Linked DNA regions of Mus musculus: region 1 is linked to region 2. Evidence: chromatin loops called from intact Hi-C (ENCODE). Cell type or tissue: heart. All regions are shown on one strand. Each heading gives the region's core, and the rest is flanking DNA. Links, peaks and the distances in the headings are about the cores only.

The links. Hi-C counts contacts between places; a loop is a spot of excess contacts. Peaks named below come from ENCODE experiments on the same cell type or tissue, not always from the same donor. Only the 100,000 strongest peaks of a DNase experiment are listed, where the experiment ranks them.
Region 1: it touches region 2 in a loop (3-fold over the local background); 14 of 42 quality-filtered maps call a loop at or near these places.

Annotation. Positions count from the first base shown.
Region 1 is chr19:34,147,217-34,156,456 of GRCm38, forward strand. Ankrd22 (ankyrin repeat domain 22) reads right to left here. Exons shown (of 6, transcript NM_024204.6): 2 at 2,000-2,191. Among named protein-coding and RNA genes, the nearest start is that of Ankrd22, 14 kb to the right of the region's middle. In heart, for the core only: a CTCF peak has its summit at 4,885 (motif pointing right); no DNase peak of the experiment used is centred there.
Region 2 is chr19:34,230,432-34,238,431 of GRCm38, forward strand. Stambpl1 (STAM binding protein like 1) reads left to right here. Exons shown (of 11, transcript NM_029682.5): 5 at 1,000-1,095; 6 at 3,530-3,887; 7 at 4,779-4,903; 8 at 5,845-5,982. Among named protein-coding and RNA genes, the nearest start is that of Acta2, 21 kb to the right of the region's middle. In heart, for the core only: no CTCF peak of the experiment used is centred there; a DNase peak (open chromatin) is centred at 3,730.

The DNA of each region.
Region 1 (9,240 bases), core at 762-8,761, 82 kb before region 2:
CATTATCCTAAACTGAAATCAGGTATAGGACAAGGGTGTGTCCACTCTTTCCACTCTTATTCTGTAATGCTTGAAATCTTGGGTAGAGTAGTAAAACAAAAGAGGCAACAAAAGGAATCTAGACAGAAAAGGAACAAGTCAAGGTATCTTATTTGCGAGTGATATGATTCCATTTTGTAAGAGATTCTAAAGACTTCAACATAAAACTCTCATCTCTGAGAAAGACATTCATTTCAGCAACATAGCAGAGTAGAAAAGTAACTTACAAAAGTCAGTAGTCTTCCTATGAATCAATGACAAATGTGAGAAAAATATCAAAAAAATCTCAATTGCCTAATATATATATTTGGATAACCCTCACAAAGACCACCCTGGACAGGTAGTGAAAAATCAAACATATATTCTGTACCACTTGGATAATCATTAGTCCTGCCTTTGTTCTGTGAAATTTATGTAAATAAAGAAACACCTGGTTGCTAGTCAGTCAGTCAGAGCAGCAGATATGGCCAGCAATTCAGCTGCAAGATTCCCCCTGCCTGACCATCACCTCCCTTCCTCCCCTCCACAACTCTGACTCCTTATCTCCTCTGTGAGCCACCCAGTCAACAAAGACTCTAGCTCTCCTCTCTGCCAGGAAAAGACCCTGGAACACAACCATGTTTACTGCAGCACACTGCACCATGCCTAGGTCATACAACCAAATGAAATGCTCATCACCAGAGGAATAGATGAACTAAGTATGGTATACATGTATGATGGACTGTTTTAGGCACAAAGGAAAATAAAGTCACATCATTCATAGGAAAATGGGTACAACTGGAGACAGTCAGTGGAAGTAAACTGTCAGTCACAGAGAAATATCTCATTTTCTCTCCTTTGTGGATCATTTTTTATAAAGATACATGCAATCATGTATAAATATTTGAGTTGGAATTAAAAGTAAAACTGTCTCGGGAAACAGGGGAGACTAACAGGAAAGGAGAGATCGGAGGTGAGGAGGTGTATGGGGTATATAAGGAGAGGGTAAGGATGTATATGGGATATATAAGGAGAATGTAAGGAGGTATATGAGGTATACAGGCAGTAGGTAAGAAGGTATTTGGGATATATAAGGAGAAGGTAAAGAGATATATGGGGTATATAAGGTAAGGAAGTAAGGGAGAATATGTTAGAAGTATACAACAGACTTGGGTGAAAATGCTCTCATGTAACCCAGCACACAGTACATGAACACACACCAGTGAAAAACATTATTAAAAAATGCAACCCTATATCAAAACAACAGGTAAGAATGTAAATAATGGCAAGCACCATGTTTTCTTTCCCCCATTATTTCTGTAATGAAATAATGAAGAGAGAAAGAAGACGGGTTAGAGAAAGCAGAACAGAAAAAGGAGAAGCTGCCTACAGCCAACAGAGTGGACGGTCTTCTTTCTCAGAGGCACAATGATGTCATCACCAAACATCCCTGCTCGTTGAAATGCTATTTTTATGATTTTAGTCTAGCAAAATGCCCTTGGGTTATATAAGGCAAAGCAGGCAAAAAAATTGTCTATATTAGAAGCTATAAGAAAGAAAAGCGACATCAGTTGAGCAATTTAAGGAGATGCTTCACAGTTGCACTCGCTCCCTCTGTTCAGGGCATATTTGGTGTATATTCCCCCATACCTCCTTACATTCTGCTGTTTCTCATCTCCAAGTAGTCATGTCACAGCCTCCCTTTGTTCTGTTTCTTTGATTACTGTGGTATATGTATTAATTCATTCATTTGTCTGTTTAACTTATTTTATTTATTCTTCTTTTGGCAAACATCAGATTATAAGAGAAACTACATAGCTCATTATAGTTGCACATTCTTTTGTTAAACATCACACAAGTTTTGAATGTATCTACGTGAATAAAATTTTTAGCTAAAGGCATATTCCAAGTTAGGCCTGTAGAAATGTCACACTTGAAACAATGCCATTTGCATTAGACCATCATCTCACAGCAAACTCACCAAGTTTTTGAGGTTGACATCAGCATTTCTCCTTAAAAGGAAGGAGACAATTCTCAGGTGGCCCCGCCTGCAGGCACAGATGAGGGGAGTATCGCCATTGAAGCTATCTTGAACATCCACATAATGGTTGCTTTCTTTTGCCCACCGCCACACTTGCCCCAAGTCGTTCTGGTAGGCTGCCTGGCAGATGGGCTGAGTCAAGAGAAGAAGAACAGTTCTTGAAATACAGGCACGAACCATTAAGAAGAAAACATTACCCTAAGTCTATATTTTCCAAAATTGCTTGCAACATGAAATAGGCAAAAGGTCATGTGGATGCATGAGTAATCAAATGGATGAAGTACTATGAACTACATCCACTATGGAAATTTTACATCATGGCAGGGAATTAAGTAGAGATTACCAGAAAGAGTAGAATCTCGGTAGAGTAGAATTGTGCATTAGGGAAGGAAAGACTTTAGGGCAGCCATGGGTAATCAAAAACCCATGTGACTTCCTCTGAGGTGGGTTAAGGCACTTGCCACCAAACTTGATCACCTGAGTTCTAACCTAGGAACCCACAAGGAAGAAGTAGAGGATCAACTTCTGTAAGTTGTCCACTGACCTCCACACCTGCACTATAGCACGGGCACATGTGAGCACGCGCGCGCGCGCGCACACACACACACACACACACACACACACACACACACACACACTGTGATGGTTTGTATATTCTTGGACCAGAGAGTGGCACCATTTGGAGGTGTGGCCTTGTTGGAATAGGTGTGACCAGGTTGGGGTAGGTGTGCCACTGTGGTCTTAAGATCTTCATTCTAGTTGCCTGGAAGTCAGTCTTCCACTAGCAGCCTTTGGATGAAGACAGAAAACTCTCAGCTCTGCCTGCGCCATGCCTGCCTGGATGCTGCCATGCTCCCACCTTGATGATAATGGACTGAACCTCTGAACCTGTAAGCCAGTCCCAATTAAATGTTCTTTTTTATAAGACTTGCCTTGGTCATGGTGTCTGTTCACAGCAGTAAAACCCTGACTAATACACACACACACACACACATGCACATATGCACACGCAAATATAAAAATGCAGATTACCACAGGGTCCCTCCTGGGGACTTCTAGGCCCTGGTTTCATCTTGGGCTGTATCATTGACTCCTCGGGTTTGCTTTTGTTTGCTGGTGTCCAATTCCTTGAACTTAGCTGCCCTTGGTCCTCCAGGCTCTGTAGCCTACACGTTGCCTTGCGGGATTTTCAGCCTCTAACTGTGTAAACTAATCTAATAAAAAAAATTCCTCTTTAAAGTTATGGATGCATTCTCTTTTTTTCTGTGCTTCTAGAAGACTGGGTTTGCTGTGACGAGCCGGGAGTAGGTCATCTTAAAGCTGAATTGAAGGGAATCTGGGAAGCTGTAACATGACATGGCTCTTCTCCCCAATTCCCTCTACCTTGTTAAACCCATTAGATTACAGTCTTAAAGTTAACCATCAAGGTCTATTCCCTTATTTGGCTACTTCTTCCTCCTGAGGTCCAGCTATCATTAAGAATTGAAGTCCAGCAATCAAAAGCCCCTGTTGGCTCACCTAATTAACAAGCCCAATTAAAATTAAACACTTCATCCTAACATGGGGTTTCCCCCTTTACCTTTATAAACTGCTCTTTGCCTATGGGCCACATCTGGCTCCTCTCTATCCTGAGGCAGTCCTTTGACCTCCAGGGACAAATACTTCTTCTCCGTCTCCCTTGTTCCCTTCTCCCTCATCCTCTATCTCCTGGCTCTGTCTCTTATCCCCTGCCCTTTTTCTCTCTGGGTTTAATGAATCTGCTTTGTGTTAAGAACATGGCCTTGGCGTGTCCGGCACTGATACTTTTCCTTTCATATATTCTCTTGTTCAATTTTTAAACCATTTTAATTCGCCTTCTTGCTTCTCTTTGAATTATTATAGATTTCATGATGCTGGACCACGTTCCCTACAGAACACCAGATAACTGGTGATTAGCGGCAGTTGTTTCCAGTTCTCCGTAGCTGTTTGAAAGGATTAGGATTAGGATGTGCAGCCCTTTTGTAGTAGGCATTATGGGAATTTGATAACCAGCCCTAACTTGATGGCACTAGGCTTATTCCCTGCTCCATCTCAGTCTATTAGTGACATTCCCTCCAGAGTACCAAGAGAACTTATATAATTTACTCACAACATTGCTCCCCTGTGAGAGCTAAAGAAACTTAATATGGTACCAGGCATCCCTTAAAGGCTGTTGACCTTGGCCCAGGAGTGCACTTCCCTCCAATCCCAGCTCTTGGGAGGCAGAGGCAGGTGGATCTCTGAGTTCTTGGCCAACCTGGTCTACATAGTGAGTTCCAAGACAGCCAGGGATAAGCAGAGAAACCCTGTCTTGAAAAACAAAGAAGAGGAGGAGGATGAAAAAGAAAAGGAAAAAGAATAAAATAATGAGACAATAGTGTTTCTGCAGTGAGGTATTTAGCAGAGGGGAGGTGGGGAACACATCCCAACTGAGCTCTCTCCATAAATGAGCCTTCCATGGCTGAACTTCCGGTTTCAGCTTGTTTCCCACCAAGCCATAGGCATTTTATACCATGAGATAAACAACAGTATCCTCTGCTGGTCACAAAGTTTCAGCCTTGAGCTTTTTTGACATTCTTCTTTCTTTCATTAACAGAGCCAGCTGGGCCAAACTGTGCCCGGACAAGGGGTCTTGGAAGAACACTTAGAGACAAACAGGATTGTGACTCAAATATGGGAGGGGCAATTCCACTTCCAGGGCCAGCTCCTCAATGAACTTAAATAGCATAGGATAATTTACCAGGATAATGTATGCCACACTCAAGTGGAACCCAAAAGATTTCCTGCTGTTTTGCACTGTTTCCAGTAGGGGGCAGATCAGTGTCAGAAAAGCACACAGGAAGCAGAATTCTACCAGCATGTGAGGGTGGTTACAGCTTTAAGCAACTTGTTATATATTTTATAAATAAGTAGACAATAGGGATTCCAAGGTTCCCCACATAATGAAATGATACATATTTAATAGAAACCTGATTTGGTCACCATACATTGCACACAAGTCAAATTATCCCACTGTACTTCTTAAGTATACAGTTTGCTATGTTAGATAAAAAATTAAAATTACAACGAAAATTGCTGACAAAGTGGAAAGTAACAAGAAGACAGAAGTACCCATTTGAGCAGAAAGAAAAGCTGTTCAATGTTATTAAAGTTCCTGCAACCTCAAGGCATTTTAGCTTAGAGTAACCCCACCTGAAAAAATGACTTCTAAAACTCTAAAATTCCCCTGTATGCCCAGCACCAACTCTCTGCTGTCCTCAGGACTCACACCCCAGTTCATTACTCTCTACAGGTGACTGTGTTATCCCCGTCTCGCCTGTCCAGCCTCCACATCACCCCCCCCCCCCAACACACACACCTAAGCTGCACGTGGAACAATGGAGCCCTCGGTGGATACTGACCCTCAGTCTCAGACCTTTTCCTTTCCAAACAGTGAGCAAATACATTATTAATTATTGATCTGTGATTGTCACAGCACCTAAAAACACAACACCAATTATTGTTGTCTATGCTTTCTTGTCGTATTGCAGCATCTAGCATAGTGTGGGACCCAATAAGCATTCAACATGTTCTTTGTGAGTAAATGAATCAATGAATGAATTCTAAAAAGAACAAACACATATTGGATATCTCAACTATTCCTGAGGTCCTCAAAACAGCCCTATAAGGTAGGGTTTTTCTACTCACTCAGCACAGGTAAAAGGAGGAGAGATTGTCTCCTTATCCAAAGTTGCATAGCTCAGAAGTGATAGGGACATGACCTAAGCTATGAAGCACAGCTGACACACATTCTCTCTCTCTCTCTCTCTCTCTCTCTCTCTCTCTCTCTCTCTCTCTCTCTCTCTCTCTCTCTCCCTCTCTCTCCCCTCTTCCTCCCCCCTCCACTTTCCCTCCCCATCCCCCCTCCTTCTCACCTCTTCCCCTCTCCTCCTCCCCTTCCTTCTCCCCTCCTCTCTCCCTTCTCCTTCTCCCCTCCCTTCTCTCTTCTCCCCTTCTCTTTCCTTCCCCTCTCCCTTCCCCTCTCCCCTTCTCCTCTCCCGCCCCCCATCCCCAGTCTCTCTACCCTCATAACTCTGCTTCCCATCTTGGCTTTCTGCCTCTACGCTTTCCCCAGGTCCTCACTCCTCTCTCTTCCCCTCAATAAACCTCTGTTACACCAGGTTTGTTACATGGTGTAATTTCTGAGGGGTCCATCTTGATTTAGACCCGCTAAAGATACCCCCCCCACACACACACACCAGCTGCATTGAATTTCATAACACTCATTAAACTGTCTTTGAACAACTATCAGGGAGAGGAAGCTTAGCAGGGCAAATATCCAGGAAAAGCTAGAGAGTGTGTAACATATAGGGTCCAGCCAGGATTCTGCACATTTGGGTGGGAAATGGTGCTCTCACGTGACTAGGAATACAAGCTTCAGATGTGAGCTTACCATGCTCTAGGCTTCCCTCTCCCTCCTTGCCAAAGTGTTACTTGTTAATTTATCTAAACACTTTAAATACTTCTGCTGAGTTTCCTCCTCCATCCACTAACTGTTCCTTCTCATAATGTTGTAGAAAGAACTAAACCCGACCGACCATGTGGATGAAGCAGTTTGTTTGGGGCTGAGTCATCCAGAATCTTCAATTAGTGCTAGCCACTTTTCTAATTATTGAAGCATAAGGGTCCAATTAGCATGCACATGAATGGCTATGAAATAGGAGATGGTTGCTGAAAGAGAGTGCAAAAATAACAGGACAGGGCAAAAATGAGTTAGTCTGATGATCCAGAAGGAAAATTTTGGCCCCAAATCAATGGAGAAAAGACAGGTAAAATCAGTAGAGAGAACTGTATATTGGCTAAAGTATTTTTTGACCAGAAAAAAAAAATCCTTCGGTCACCACACTTCATTTTAATAGATGTTTGTCACAAAGTATATGGCTTGGTAGACATGGGTTGATAGAGAAATAGCATTGATGTTTACCTACATGAACGGGTTAATCACACAGGAGGTAGGGTGGAGGACAATATAGAAGAGACTCCCAAAGCATGGGTGGAGGGAATGGTGAATTCCTAATGACTAGTGTCTGGGCTCGATAAAAACACCAAATGGTTTTAATCACCAAGCATGGAGGCAGTCATCACTGACAGCTGCCTGAGCTGGTGCAGGAGTTTCTTCAGCAAGTCTATGGCTGGAGAAGGGTTGTGTGAAGGGGCCCAGAGTAAAAGTTGGGAAACCTGTCTGTCAGCTAGGTGGCTTACTATGCCTCACTGTTAAATTAGCAGGATGGAGAAGGGAGGACCAGAGCAAAGTTAGACACGTGGTCTAGTAGGAAGAGTGGCCCGAGCAAGGTGCTCAAAGCTAGGAAACCATGAAGCCAAATGTAAACTATGGAAAAAATCTGCTCTGTGAGTCTCTTTGAGGCATAGTAAAATTAACACTGCTGGAAGTAGTAAGAGACTATGTATTAGTCAGGGTTCTCTAGAGTCACAGAACTTACGGATAGTCTCTAGTTAGTAAAGGAATTTATTGATAACTTACAGTCGGCAGCCCAATTCCTTACAATTGTTCAGTCGCAGCTGTGAATGGAAATCCAAGGATCTAGCAGTTACTCAGTCTCACACGGCAAGCAGGCGAAGGAGCAAGAGCAAGAGCTAGACTCCCTTCTTCCAATGTCCTTATATTGTCTCCAGCAAAAGGTGTAGCCCAGATTAAAGGTGTGTTCCACCACACCTTTAATCCCAGATGAAAGGCATAGCCCAGATTAAAGGTGTGTTCCTTAACTCGGAGATTCAATCTTCTGGAATCCATAGCCACTATGGCTCAAGATCTTCAAACCAAGATCCAGATAAGGATCTCCAAGCCTCCAGATAAGGGTCACTGGTGAGCCTTCCAATTCCGGATTGTAGTTCATTCCAAATATTGTCAAGTTGACAACCAGGAATAGCCACTACAATCCACCCCTTGTCAACTTGACACAAATAATATCTCATGTTCACATGAAACAATAACAAGGTTGTAAATACGCCTAACATGATATAACTATCCCTCGTACAATCGCAAACGCATTAGTAAATTTACAATGGGCATTCATATTACTTTATAATCCTCGTTTCTGCAACTGGTTACGTGGCCTTAATTGGTATTTATAACTACCTTCCTCTACTACCCATTCTGTATTTCCTTCACCTTCAGCCAGCACCTCAGCAGGTCTTGGCTCTTTTCCTGGAGGATTGACCCATACCTTCATTCCTGATGGGTCTGCGTCCTTTGTCATCCTGCTTGGATTAGGCTGTTGTAGTTTCCCATTGACTTTAATCACAGGACATGGTAGTACTAAGAGACGCCCTAAGGGATCTCCTGCACTCCAGACATAATCTTGCTTACCACCATTGTGAAGAGGTAATCCAATTTCCCCATGGTAATCTGGATCTATCACCCCTCCTAACACTGTTATTCCTTTTTTAGCCTGTTGGTTTAAGGGCATTAGAAGCCCAAAATGACCAGGGGGAAGTCTGAGCTTCCAGTTCAATGAAATGTTTGTTGTAGCTCCTGGTAGGAGCACTCCCCTCTCTGGAGCCAAAACTTCTAAGCCAGCAGAACCTAGAGTTATGGGGACAGGAAGCAAAAATTTTCCTAGAGGGTCACTAGGAGTGATAGTAAGTGGAACTATTCCGTTTTCCACCCCTTGATTCCTGGACCCATGAATCCTGGCTATGGGTGAAACTGTACCATATATCGAGCGCTGATTCAAAGCATATACTGCCTTCTGAAGAACTCTGCCCCAGCCTTCCAAGCTGTTACCACCTAATTGGCGCTGTAACTGCGTCTTCAAAAGGCCATTCCATCTTTCTATCAGCCCAGCTGCTTCAGGATGATGGGGAATGTGGTAAGACCAGTGAATTCCATGATCGTGAGCCCACTGTCGTACTTCTCTGGCTGTGAAATGAGTTCCTTGGTCAGAAGCAATACTGTGTGGAATACCATGACGATAGATGAGGCATTCTGTCAGTCCGTGAATGGTGGTTTTAGCAGAGGCATTACGTGCAGGAAAGGCAAATCCATAACCAGAATAAGTATCTACTCCAGTAAGAACAAAACGCTGTCCTTTCCACGAAGGAAGTGGTCCAATGTAGTCAACCTGCCACCAGGTTGCTGGCTGGTCACCTCGAGGAATGGTGCC
Region 2 (8,000 bases), core at 1-8,000:
CTGTAATGGGCAGAAGGACCTACCTTACGATTCCTCCCAGAGATTGAGAGTCCTGTTGCTTTCCTGAGCTTGCTGAAACCAACCATGTTAGCTGCTTTTGATTACTCTCCACTGGATGAAGTAACTATCTTAAAATCAGTGTGGATTTTTGAGGGAACCCCAAGTTTTAGCTACAGTCACATAGTATGCTCAATGATGCTTCAACTCCTGAACCCTATAGAGGACAGTGGTCCCATTAACGGCTACTGTTTACTGACGTTGTAACCATCTTCATTTGTGCAAGTTTATACTGTGACTTTTCACATGGTAACAAAGTCACTGAAATGTACATTTGCTAGGACCTATCCCTGTTGTTAAGATCTATGTAACCATTTACTTCCAAGAAAGAAATTTTGGTGGGAGAGTTTAGCTAGAGGTGAGATGCTTGGATCCTTGTCCAACTGGATCATTTATCACCAACTTGTATGAGCCAATCTCACTAGACTTCTGCTTCGTTTCCTCTAGAAGGGAGGGTGTGATTGGACTCTATCCAGTTTCTTAGGTTTTCCTGACATTAAGAACCAATGAAGAAGTTGTCTAAGACCCACGCTCCCTCAGCACTTGCTGGAGAAGCGAATTCAGCAGATCTGGGATTAGGACTTAGACTATGAGTTGTTTTAAAAGGTTCCTCAGCTGTTTTTTAACATCCAACACCCCTACCCACCATATACACCTTAATTCCCCTCGTAACACCAACGTTAAGGGACTTACCCATGCAATGTGAAATCCTATTGGTTTTACCTAAAATGCTTATCTAACTAGTGAAATAAATAAAGGTCATTTTTTTATATGAACACACTTTTTTTATATATATATATTTTTCTTCATTCCCAAAAGCTGCATTTTGGAATTCTAGGTTTATTTTTCTGAGCATCCCAGCTGTGTGTCTTTCTCAGCTGATGCTCTGAAGGGGTATACTGAGAAAGCTCTCTAACTGGTATCTTTATATGTTTTTGAAAGAAACTGAAGGAGATTGCGTTCCCAAGGACAGACGAATTGAAAACGGACCTGCTAAGGAAATATAACATAGAATACCAAGAGTATTTGCAAAGTAAAGTAAGTTCAGTCGGCCCATTTATTTCTTCACTGTTTCCTGTAAGAATGCTTTTTTTTAAAAAAGATCGTTTGTGTATGAGTTTTTGAAGTGTACATTTAAATTAAAAATTCAAGATGCGGTGATGTAAAACTGATAAAAAATTCATGTGGGTGTTTGGGTGAAGCACATGCTTGAAGGATGCAGTGGTTTCGTTTCCTAAAACATCTAATGAAACAGCACATTAGGAAGGAGACTTCCCACAGTGATTTAAATAGAGCTTCCGACCGGCTCTTGCCAGTGTAACCTTGAGCCAGATGGCTGATACTTTTTTTTTTCCAGATGAACGGAAGCTGCAGAAAGTAGACAGAACAGAGTGTGATTTTCGATGTATATAATCATGTGGGACTTGGAAATGTGAATCTAGTTCCTAAATAGTACAGTCAACATTCCGTCAAGATAGAAGAGGCATAGTTAGAGTTTCAATGGATTTTTATTTCTGAGTTTTTATTACTTAGAGAAGAGAGACTCGAGGGCATTGAAAGGAGACTTTTAGTAAATCTCTGGCAGTCTCAAACTCAGAATTCAAATCCTTATGTTATATGAGATTATTAGACATGTATTGCTTTAAATGACATTTAATAACTCTATTAGTTCTTAATATGACCCTGCCAGGCCCCTAATAATTTAAGGAAAAATCCTATGGATATTTTTTTATCAGCTTTAGCACAATTACTGGGGGGTGGGGGTGGGGGAATTAGATCTAATCTATTTTTCTATATGCTAGGCTGTTAATTCTCCAGGTGCATTCCCTATGAACTTGCTGTTTGAGTCTCACCCCGGTTATTTCTGCTCCATCAGTTTGTCCTCAGGGAGCATTTAACTCAGCCAAGTGCTCCTGGTCCATCACATCTGATGGTGACCTCCTGTTTTTTCCTCTCTGTCTCTCTCTCTCCTCCTGGTAACCTCTGACCCCCAGCCCAGTAACTGAAGCCCCGCCTACCTCTATTCTCCCCAGTAATTGGCTGTAGCCACTTTTATTTAACCAATAGCTTTCAACTGAGAAGCAAGGATTACACAACAAAGGCCCCTGTACATGAGAATTCTCGCATCTGGGGGCAACCACGTCTTGGGCTACAGAATTTAACATTTGAGTACACAGCAGCACCAAACCAGGTCCCAACGGATTTGCTGCTTTGTCTCTTTGCTTTGAAGGTTGCTGGCTCTACCACCTCTTACTTCACATCGATCTCTCTCTACCTCCGCAAACAGTCTCAGAGCGGGAAGCCTGGCTAGCATGAGGTGTTTTTAACTAATAAGCAGAGGAAATACAGGCGGTACTCCTTCGCAGGGTCTCTCTGGGAAGAGCAGATCAGACAGCTGTGCCATGTTCTACTTGGGGTAACACCAGTGGCCTCACTTATCCCGTGTAGAAATTTCTGGAGTGGAGTAACAGCAGCCAGTCCTAGGGGAGAGTTACAAACGTACCTGTAAGCTCTGACTGTGGGCAGCACCAGCATTCCATGTTGCTTGTTAGAAATGTAGACTACATGTCAAATCAGAGTCCCTAATGCTGTTAACAGGGCCCACAGTGATGCGTGCCTGTGAAGCTCTGCTGTAGGCTGAGTCCCCTGAACTCTTCCCACCTTACAGTACCTTGCCACTAAGTTTTGTTTTGTTTTGTTTTTGTTTTTTTCAGCATCAGTTGGGGAACTTACTACCTTTTTTATCTCTCTACTCTGATAATAGCCAGGTATTTTGTTAGCACTCGGAATGTAATTCTTAATTTTTAACCCAACTTTTGGTTAATTCTCATAGAAGATATGTGAAACAAGTTTGGGATTCTCTGTGATTCCCCTCCACCATAATGTACCCCCTAGAAGAGGCATGCTGTAGACAAATACAGAAAGGCTCTAGGGAGCCCCAAGCAAAAGAACGTCTTTGTATACAGCAGCCGCAGCCCGGAAAACTGCTGGGCAACTCAGAATGTGACTAGTGTGCCTGAGAACCACATTGCTAAACTCATTTAAGCTCAGCTAGTTTGAGTTTCAAATGCAGTATCTGGCAAGCAGCTACCTGACTGTGCAGTGCCATTTAAGGGATGAAATGCCTTGCTCCACGTGGTCTGAGGGGTCAGAAAAACAGGACACTGGTATTCTAGTATGTAGAAGCACTGGGGAATATAGACAGGATATCTGCTATGTAGTTCCTGGTGAAATGTGATTAATTGAGAAGCTGTGTTCTTCATCAAATTAATGAATTTTTTTGCTGTAATGTTTTTCTGTTTAACTAAGAATATCTCTGTGCCTGTCTTTCTGTGCCTCGGTCCCTCTCTCTCTCTCTCTCTCTCCCTCTCTCTCTCTCTCTCTCTCTCTGCCAAAGGACTGAAACTATCTTTCAGTTTGATGTTTTTGGCTCAGAAAACTAACATTTTTTTTCTCCCGTCAACCATCTTAGAACAAATATAAAGCCGAAATTCTCAAAAAGTTGGAACATCAGAGACTGATAGAGGCAGAGCGCCAGCGGATAGCTCAGATGCGCCAGCAGCAACTAGAGTCTGAACAGTTCCTGTTTTTTGAAGACCAACTCAAGAAGCAGGAGTTGGCTCGAGGCCAGATTCGAGGTCAGGACTCTCCGGTGTTGTCTGAGCAGACTGACGGAAGTGCGCTGTCCTGCTTTTCCACCCACCAGAGCAACTCTCTGAGGAACGCATTTGCAGATCACCCTCATAAAAGTGATGGAAGCAATTTCGCTAACTACTCTCCTCCCGTGAACAGGGCCCTAAAGCCAGCAGCCACCCTGAGTGCTGTTCAGAGTAAGTGATGTCGGATGCAGGCACATCTGACCTTCACTATATCTACCTTTAAAATCCAACCCACGTAACTTGCCTGATCGTAGAGCAGTTGTATTTTGATACTGAGTAGAGATTCTGAGTAAGGAGTCATTTATTTTCCTTCGTCGTGTTTTACTCAAGACATGCATACAGCTTGAAGGGAAACACGGGAAAGGGAAGAAGCTACTGAAAACTTGGTTGCTGAGATACTTCAGTGTTTAACATCAGCCTGAGAGGGTAGGGTCTCCTTAGTTCCATCGACAGCTAAGCTGTGAACAGTGGGGCTTTCCACAAGCACTTAGTGATGTCAAGCACTGCCATATCGGCTCCATGAAGTTTCTCAAATCGAGCAGGCAATTCTTTTTCACAGAGGCACCTATTGAAGAAATTCAGTAGGCAGCCATTGCACATGCTACTTTACTAGTAATTGTTCCCCTCCCCCCCAAAAAATAGTGCTTTTGTCTACTTCTGGATCAGAGAATGATAGAAGGTAACACATAGCAGACATGATAAGTTTTCATCCTGTGTTTTACGATGATGTGTCAATTGTGGGCTGTAGGCTCTTTGGCATATTTGCAATGTGCACTGAGAAAACACATATATGTAAGAGTTGTTCCAGAGGTCAATTGTGTCATAGTGCTGACTTTCTATAAACTTTCTTATAAAATAATTTGTATATGATATGTACATGTCAGTTTGCCCTCCTTTTAATCAATGTTTACTTTCAAGAGGTTTGATTTTTAAAAAAAAAAAAAATGGAATGTGAAACACCCAGTAGTTTCAGTGTTGAAATCTGTACTTTCGTTGCTCACTGAAATTCGAAAGGACAAGATCCGAGGCTTGGTTTTAGCGTGTTTCTCTTTTCTGTTTTAGATTTGGTGGTTGAAGGGCTGAGGTGTGTAGTTTTATCAAGAGATCTTTGCCATAAATTTCTGCTGCTGGCTGACTCTAACACAGTGAGAGGAATAGAGACCTGTGGGATCCTCTGTGGAAAACTGGTATGATCTTATTCCATCTCTCAATAGGGTCCATTGAGTAGTACTGGCTTCCCTGTGATAGGAAGAGCAGTGTAGATGGGGGCTGGGCAGGGGTAAATATTATGAAGTTACTATTAACTCTTACATATCCTTAAACTACTGACATTATTCATGGATTTGGTATTCTTAAAAAAAATGAGCTCTAAAATTTCAGAAACATTGTAAAACTCCTTAAACAAACTATTTAGAAAATGGTAAAATAGGAGGCAAGATGTAAAGAATAGTACTCAACACATTAGAGGGCCCTGAGGCTGGAGACAGGATGGTATTTTAGAAGGGTGGGAGGTCCCCAGGTCTGGAAGAGGACAGCAACTCACAACCCAGTGACCTAAATAAATCTCTTTACTTCAAGACCCCTTCTTTTCCATACTTACCTTTTCCCCAAGGAGAGCAATATGTTTCTTCTTACTAGATTCTAAAAGCTGTATCATTTTCATTTTGGAAGACACTGGAGACTCTTAGAGGAAAAGTCCTAATTCTTTCATAATTACATACAATTAATAAAAACAAGACATCAGCCCTGACAACTCATAGGCATACCTTTTAGTAGCATCAGGCATTTGGGAAATTAGTCTGTCTCTCTAAAGAATGCTGGTCTTGCTGTGTGAAGACATTTTCCATTGTAGGTCAAGTACGCAAAGAAATCATTTGTTAACTATGTATCAATTACCCATTGTTCACCCTGATACTAATTCCTTTCTACTTTCTATAGCAGCAATGGGATTCAAGACCCAAATAATGGATGTCCAAAACCTTTTAGTAGAGTCAGTTTTTCTGCTTGGTTTTGGATTGTGAGAGAGTGTAGTGAGATACAAGGGGTGAGGTCTGCTGGCTGATGACATCCTGTCCAGATGTCTCTTCTCTCAGAGGCTTGTTACTTTTTGTTTTGTTTTGTTTTCTAGACACACAATGAATTCACCATTACTCATGTGGTTGTGCCAAAGCAGTCTGCTGGCCCAGACTATTGCGATGTGGAGAACGTCGAAGAATTATTCAATGTTCAGGATCAACATGGTCTCCTCACACTGGGATGGATCCATGTATGTTTGGCCCTTTGTGTTTTGGTTTTATTTTGTATGGTGTGTTGTTTTCTTCATACAGAAATTTGAGTGGATTTAAATAATTTCTTGTTTTTATATTTTCCCAGAGGTAGTAAGTATCATGATATCAAAGCAATTTATTCAATGCCAAGCTGTGTATAAATCTGTCACATTTGGGTTTGAAAGGGGTATTCTACACTTATGTTTTTCACTCAGAATTAAGTAGGTCTTTCTCTGATGGGTTTAGATCATCCAATGGATTAGATTTATCCTTAGCCAAATTCTTTTTTTTTAAGATTTATTTATTTATTATATGTAACTACACTGTAGCTGTCTTCAGACACTCCAGAAGAGGGTGCCACATCTCATTACAGATGGTTGTGAGCCACCATGTGGTCACTGGGATTTGAACTCAGGACCTTCAGAAGAGCAGTCAGTGCTCTTAACCACTGAGCCATCTCTCCAGTCCCCTTAGACAAATTCTTAACTGTGAAATACTCTCCTTTGCTTTGCTGTGAGTCTAAATTAGATTATAAACCTTTTTCTGATGGCATTTCTTTTAAACAATGTTTGTGTGTATCAAAGGGGGTCCACACCTGACAGTGCCACGTCCTGCAGAGCAGAAGTTTGTTCATAAAATGTCTGGGGACTTTCACAAATGGCTAGGGCCAAAATATTGGGTTCTGACATCTTCCAGGTCACTGTAGGGGTGAAACTGGGCTTATACATCAAAGAGACATGAGTTTACTAAGTGTCAGTTCTGCCAAGAGTTCATGATTGGAGCATTGGCAAGCTAGGTTAACTGTGATGGCAGCTTCGCCCTCCACAAAGTGAGAACCATAATTGTGGGGATCCATAACTTCATGTGATGCTCAGGGTTGAACATCTTGGCTTGACTGACTCTTGAGACTTCTAGAAGTCACTGTGCTGTTTGTCTCTGTCATCTCCTTGTCTGTAGAAAGGGGTAGAGATAATGACAGCACAGACCTTAGTGAGAACTCTGTCATAATTCATGGGAGGTCATTCGTTTCTTGCCTAGTACTTTATTCCTTTGTAATAGATGACATTTACTGCTGCTGTCACCACCAGCATCACCACCACCACCATCACCACCACCACCACCACCACCACCACCAGCAGAAGCAGCAGCAGCAGTAGCACCTCACCACTACTACCATCACCACCAGTACCATCACCACCACCATTACCACCATCATCACCACCACCACCACCACCATTTTCCTTGGCAATGGGCATGCCATGCTCCATGGGAGAGATGTTCTCACGAGCATAGAAACAGTTCTTAGATGCAGAAATGAAGGGTTCCGATGCTTGCGTGGGCACATTCAGTCTGAAATAAAGTGATGGACAGGGTAACTTTTCTATTGACAACCTACTTGCTGCCTCCACAGCACTGTGGCTCCTTAGAACATACCTTTCATTCTGCCATGACATAGAAAGCTCTATTTTACTCAGAGAAGGCATCTGTGGCAGAGGAGAGGCTGCCAAGTCCTTTTGTTCATTCCTCTATGAGATCTTTGCATTTTGACAATGAGCCTACTGGGCATATGGCTCTATGGCAAGGCGCATGTTTAGTCTAGACAGGATTTTCTTTAGATTCTCCTCTTTCTCTTTGTGCATTTTCAGTGGCTAAGCCTGATGGGTCTCAAACACCTTTAACAACTTGGAGACCCCCTTCTCCTGTTTATAAGGATGAAGAGCCATAGACAGTCTCAGGAATGTGCTGTGTTTAGTTCTAAAAGAATACAAGGGAGTCCAAGATCCCGGGCTTTCTGATCTCTGCAGCCAAGTTACTTCATTTCCCGAGTCTGAAGATCCTTGAACGTGGTCTGAGATAGTCAGATTCTTCGCTCATTGGATTAATTGGGGATCTATTTAAAGCTTCTCACTAGTGAAGATATCTCACTCTTTTCCACAAGGAAAACACATACACTCCTAGGAACTTTGTCTCTAAGTCAGAGTTATTCCAAACCAACAAGAGTATGGTAGAAAAAGAA